Linked DNA regions of Homo sapiens: region 2 is linked to region 1. Evidence: read pairs that join two places in POLR2A ChIA-PET (ENCODE). Cell type or tissue: Panc1. All regions are shown on one strand. Links, peaks and the distances in the headings refer to the core of each region. The heading gives the core; the rest is flanking DNA.

Region 1 (2,920 bases), core at 145-2,644:
GTTCTGATAAAAAAAATCCATCAGTTCTTTGAATTATGTTTTTAAAGTTTGCCCTAGCTGTTTCTTTTCTACTTAAGAGTCATAATTTTGAGCAGCACAGATTAATCTTAAACTTCTATTTTGAAATAAAAATGAGCCTAGTTTTTTGTCTTTAAAGATTGAGTAGTCACCGTATTCATTATTTATTATTTCATTTTTATTTTCTTGAGACAGAGTCTCACTCTGCTGCCCAGGCTGGAGAGCAGTAGCGCAATCTGGACTCACTGCAACCTCTGCTTCTTGGGTTCAAACTACTATGCCTCAGCCTCCCAAGTAGCTGGGATTATAGGCGTGTGCCACCACGCCTGGCTAATTGTTGTATTTTTAGTAGACAGGGAGGTTTCACCATTGGCCAGGCTGGTCTCAAACTCCTGACCGCAAGTGATCCACCTCTCTCGGCCTCCCAGGGTGCTGGGATTACAGGCATGAGCCACTGCGCCCAGCAGATTATTTATTATTTTACAATATGCCTTGCAGCAGTTAGGAAAAGTGTTAATTTTGTTCTCTAGTTCAGCCAGATCCGGAGAGCGTGGTTCTTGGCACGGATGGAGGGCGCTACGATGTTTACCTCTATGACCGAATAAGGAAGGCTGCCTACTGGGAAGAGGAGCCAGCCGAAGTGAGACGCTGTACTTGGTTTTACAAGGGGGACACAGATAGTCGATTTATTCCCTATACTGAGGAGTTCAGTGAAAAACTAGAGGTACGGGTGCTTTATTTCTTTATGAGTTTCTTTAAAAAATGTAGGTCCTATATACATTGGTGAGTAACATCATTCACAGTGGAGCGGACTTTACTTACAAGACAGCTTGTTTTGATGCTGTTCACAGAGAAGATTACTTTTTAAGTGGTGTCATCACTCATGAGGTGCTAATCGTGGCATCTGTGTCTAAAGATAGAATATGATTTGCAGAGACACATCACAGATCTAATAAGGTGCTTGTGTCAAGCCTTCAATAGAACCTAGGCCGCTGGGATTTGTTGTTGATAGAAGATGCCAAGCATATGGACATTTTCAAATTAGTATTCAGTAAAAGGCTTGAAATTAACCTCTGATTTGTGAAAATAAATAAATAGAATTGGAAGAAGTGTCTTGAGTCTTATTAGCCATCTTAAATCTATAATTTCTTCAAGAAATTATATGTTGTTTTATATAATTGTGTTAAATGCTTGTGTTAATTCTACTTAAGAGTTGAATGTTAGATATTTGAAATACGTTCAGTGAATTCAGTTGCATAGATAGGAAATGAGATACAGAACATTTTAGTTAACTTCTGGCTGGGTGTGGTGGCTCGTGCCTATAATCCCAGCACTATGGGAGGCCTAGGTGAGCAGATCACTTGAGGCCAGGAGTTTTGAGACCAGCCTGACCAACATGGCGAAACCATGTCTCTACTAAAAATACAAAAACTAGCCAGGCGTGGTGGCACACGCTAGTAGTCCGAGCTACTCGGGAGGCTGAAGAGGAAGGATCACCTGTGCCAGGGAAGTTGAGGCTGCAGGGAGCTGAGATCATGCCACTGCACTCCAGCCTGGGCAATGGGAATGAGACCCTTCCTCAGAAAAAAAAAAAGTATATATTTGTATATGTGCATATATGTGTGTGTGTATATATATAAAGAAAAAAGTGTAAAGGAATGCTGATATCTATAGCTTAATTTTAGATATAAATAAACAAATAAAGATATATTGTAATTTTTGGTACCTTTTTGGTAGGCCCCTACGAAGCTATCATGTCCCCAGATTAAATGTTTAGTTTTACTATTTTGAAGCTGAAGTATATATTTTCAAGTCCAAGCAGTGTCTGAAAGTCTACACTTTCTCTTAACTATATTTGATTTTATATGGGTGACATAGACTTTGAAGCGGGATAGATATCCACATACTGACCACTGCAGCAACACATGGCTACCTAGGGAGACCTTAGCTTTTGTTCGGCTTCTTCCAGGAAACTCAAACCAGATCAGGGAAGAGGCAGAGGAGGTTAGGAAGTGAGAAAGCCGATAATAGAAAGGGAACAAAATGATACGTATTGCTCAGCATCCTGTTGGTGATCCTCTTCTGTCAGAGCACTAAGACAAAACAACGGAAGGGTTGGAGACAGAGAACACCTTTAATTTGATGAAGACATGATTATTGTCTACGTGGAAAATCAGGAGAACCTCTAGAAATATTAGCACCAATACAAGAGTTTTTTTGCAAGTCCGTGTATATAAAATTAACATACGTAAATTAGTAACATTCCTGTGCCATAGAAATAACCAATTAAAAATAGAAAAAGAAGATACTATGTATTTATAACAGAGAGACTATATATTTATAAAACTACAGGCAATGTAGGAAAAAAGCCCAAGAAAAGTACCGGTAAACTTTATGGAACACTGAAGAACGTAAAAGGTGACCTCAAGAAATGGAGCTAGGCTGGGCGTGGTGGCTCCTGCCTGTAATCCCAGCACTCTGGGAGGCCAAGGTGGGTGGGTTGCTTCAGCTCAGGAGTTCCAGACCAGCCTGGACAACATGGAAAAACCCCGTCTCTACAAAAAATACACACAAAAAAATTAGCTGGGCATGGTGGCCCATGCCTGTGGTCTTAGCTACTCAGGAGGCAGAGGCAGTAGGATTGCTTGAGCCTGGGATCTTGAGGCTGCAGTGAACTGTGATCGTGTCACAGCACTTTAGCCTGGGCAACAGAGCAAGACCTTGTCTCAGAAAAAAAAAAAAAAAAAAGAAACGGAGCTAAACATTATGTTCATGTAGGCACTATCATAAAAGATGTCAATTCTTCCCAAATTATCAGATAAATTTTAGGCAATCCCAATCAAAATTCACATCAGGGTTTTTTTTTTTTTTTGGTAAAATTTGCAAGCTGCTTCTAAATTTT
Region 2 (2,914 bases), core at 289-2,788, 370 kb before region 1:
GCAGATGGCTGGGGCTGGTTGCTTGCAGCTTATTTTATGATGCATTATTTATAGATGCTATGATGTCATATCTAACAGAGACCTTCTCCAGACATTAATTCCTTGGAAATCCATACTCAAAAGGCATCTGTAACACTCATCGGAGATGAATGCTCACAGCATGGATTTCTGCTGTTAATTTGCAGGAAGGTCTGTGTAATCATCCTGCATAGACAATTTCTCCAAGTCAAATAATATTTTAGTAATATCTCACTATCCAGTTTCCTCAACAGCAGAGTCAACTTACATCCTCAGAAGGTTTGTCCTAAGTACTCCCCCAAACTCACAGACTATTAAACATTCGAGTCCAGGAAAAGGCAGAGATATTAACCCTAAATTCCAAAGTGGTTTGGTACAACTCACATGCACAGGCGTGCACACACACACTGTACTCCTTTAAAATACTCTACTTTGTAATGAAGTTTCAAAGAAAGTACACACCCCACAAAACTTATTTAAAACCTCTTGTCACCTATACCACATCAAGTGTAGTACATTTTTTAAAAAGTCCTCCCAATTTAGAATCAGAGAGTCATTTTGTTACAACTGGTGATCTGTGTAAGGCTCCAGAGAAACTGGGTCATGGAAACATGGTATCTAAATATTACTTAAGTGTTTATCGGCTCCAGTATCTAGCTGCTGAGAATAACTACCCCACCTGCATGCAATTCCCTTGCCAGAGAGATCTGATTGAACTGCAGTTAGCAGGAAATAACATCAAAAGTGAAAAAAGTTTTTCAATAATCATAGTAATAGCCAGCATCCAAGTCAGGAGCAGGAAAGCTGGTGGCAGAGGGTTGGCTCCACTCAGAAAGGGCATCGTGGCGTTTTCACACGAGGGTTCGGGACTCACAGAAAGCCAAGTGCTCCTACTGGCCCTTCCACAGTCACCTGTGCACCTCTGTGTCCTCACAGCACACTCTTCCCAGCCCCTGCCCCGCCCAGGGCCAAGGCGACAGGCAAACTGCGGACATGGAAAGGGGTGGGGGCGATTCCTTACGTTCCATGCTCTGGTGTCCACCTGAGAAGTTCCACGCAGACCAACAATCCACTGCCTTCCCAGAGACGCCTTGTGTGAGAAAGGCAGAGACTGGAGGGCTCCCGAGCACCCTTGGGTCCGAAGAAAAAACAAGCCTCAACATCCTCTTTTAAGTGGACTAAACAACAGATGGCCACTGGTTTCCAGTTTCTACTAGAGGGAAGGAAATAAGAACGCCAAACTGTTATTTGTAGCCTCCCTAGACTCTCCACTTTCTAGGCAAAGTCCAGAAAAAAGAAAATGGCCCAGCAGCCCTAGCCCGAAAACAAAGACCCTGTCATCGATTTTCTCCACTTCCAGAAGCCCCTGTGTGTCCTCTGGGGCCTGACATTTCTGCGTAAAGCTGCCCTCACCCTCCTACTCTGCCTCAATCTGTCCCGCACCCTCCCTCGAGGCAAAGTAAATGACTTTTTCCTCCAGGGTCAGTCAGGTGGATGGTGCATTTCTTGAAAGCAAGGGCTGAGTCTTCCTCAGGGTCAGCATGATGTCTGGCACTCAAGTATATATTTTATAGTGATAAACATTTTCTAAGGAATGAGCCAAGCCAGGCACCAGGCTAAGGGTAGAGGGCACAGAAAGGAGGACGGATAGCTATTAAAAATAGTTGAGGCCAGGCGTGGTGGCTCACGCCTGTAATCCCAGCACTTTGGGAGGCCGAGGCGGGCAGATCACCTGAGGTCGGGAGTTTGAGACCAGCCCGACCAATGTGGAGAAACCTAAAAATACAAAATTAGCCAGGCGTGGTGGTGCATGCGTGTAATCCCAGCTACTCAGGAGGCTGAGGCAGGAGAATGGCTTGAACCCCGGAGGTAGAGGTTGCCGTGAGCCGAGATTGCGCCATTGCACTCCAGCGTGGGCAACAAGAGTGAAACTCCGTCTCAAAAAAAAAAAAAAGAAAAAGAAAAGTTGACATTTACTGAGCACTTACTATATCCCATCGAAACTTTGCAACAATCCTTGCAAGCTAGTTTCCTCAAGGGCCCCATTTTACAGATCAGGAAACTGAGGCACAGAGACGATAAATAATTTGCTACAAAGAAGCAAGCAAGGAAGTGGATGAGCTGGGATGCAACCCCAGGTTGTCTGGCTGGAGAGAAAAACACAGAGAAAGATGCCAGAAATGAAAGGTGGGGGCTATTTTCTCACAGAACTTAAAATGAATTGAGGAGAGGAGGCCAGGGGTTCCCAGGTGGCCGCCTGCCCACAGTGCCACGGGCTGGTAGGCGGTTTTCTTCACTAGTCCACAAATAAACGAGAAGGAAGACTAGGAAATATTTACCAAGTGAACTGTGCTGGTAGAGGAAGGACAGTCTTGGGTTGCTTGTTTTGCTTTTGCTTTGAAATAGATCACTATGTTTCTTTACGTGGGGCACAGTGCAGGACATACAAAAGGGAGTGTGGTGTAATAGTCTTCCTCACACCTCTGTCCCTCAGGTGCCCAGTGTCTCTCCCCAGGAGCGACAACCTCTACAAGATTCTGTGGATCAGGACAGCTCTTTACCTGAGATTATATCTTTCCTACTATTGGGGGTGTTAAAATGTCCTTTTCTGTGTGAAATGATAAAGGTGTTTGATGATGGCTTTGTTTGTTTCTAATGTCCTGACTACAGAAAAGAAGGAAGGGAGGGAAGGAGGGAGGGAAGAAGGAAGGGAGGGAGGGAGTGGAGGAGAGAGGGATGGAGGAAGGGAGGAAAGTTGTCAGCTCCACATTCATTCTCTAAATATATTTTAGCAAAGTCGCTAAATGGTTGTTGTGTTTAGGTGGCCGTGGACTTGGGTCCAAGACTTGAGTTCTCTGCCCCTTCAGAAATGGGTGCCTCCGGACAAGTCCCTGCC

What was found. ChIA-PET counts read pairs that join two places held together with the same protein. Peaks named below come from ENCODE experiments on the same cell type or tissue, not always from the same donor. Only the 100,000 strongest peaks of a DNase experiment are listed, where the experiment ranks them.
Region 2: POLR2A ChIA-PET joins it to region 1 with 8 read pairs; 2 of 35 experiments call an interaction of 5 or more read pairs at or near these places.

The regions. Positions count from the first base shown.
Region 1 is chr10:119,903,536-119,906,455 of GRCh38, forward strand. SEC23IP (SEC23 interacting protein) reads left to right here. Exons shown (of 19, transcript NM_007190.4): 4 at 549-742. Among named protein-coding and RNA genes, the nearest start is that of SEC23IP, 12 kb to the left of the region's middle. In Panc1, for the core only: no CTCF peak of the experiment used is centred there; no DNase peak of the experiment used is centred there.
Region 2 is chr10:119,535,425-119,538,338 of GRCh38, forward strand. All of the region lies in intron 1 of RGS10 (regulator of G protein signaling 10), which reads right to left. Among named protein-coding and RNA genes, the nearest start is that of RGS10, 5.8 kb to the right of the region's middle. In Panc1, for the core only: no CTCF peak of the experiment used is centred there; no DNase peak of the experiment used is centred there; H3K27ac peaks cover 492 bases.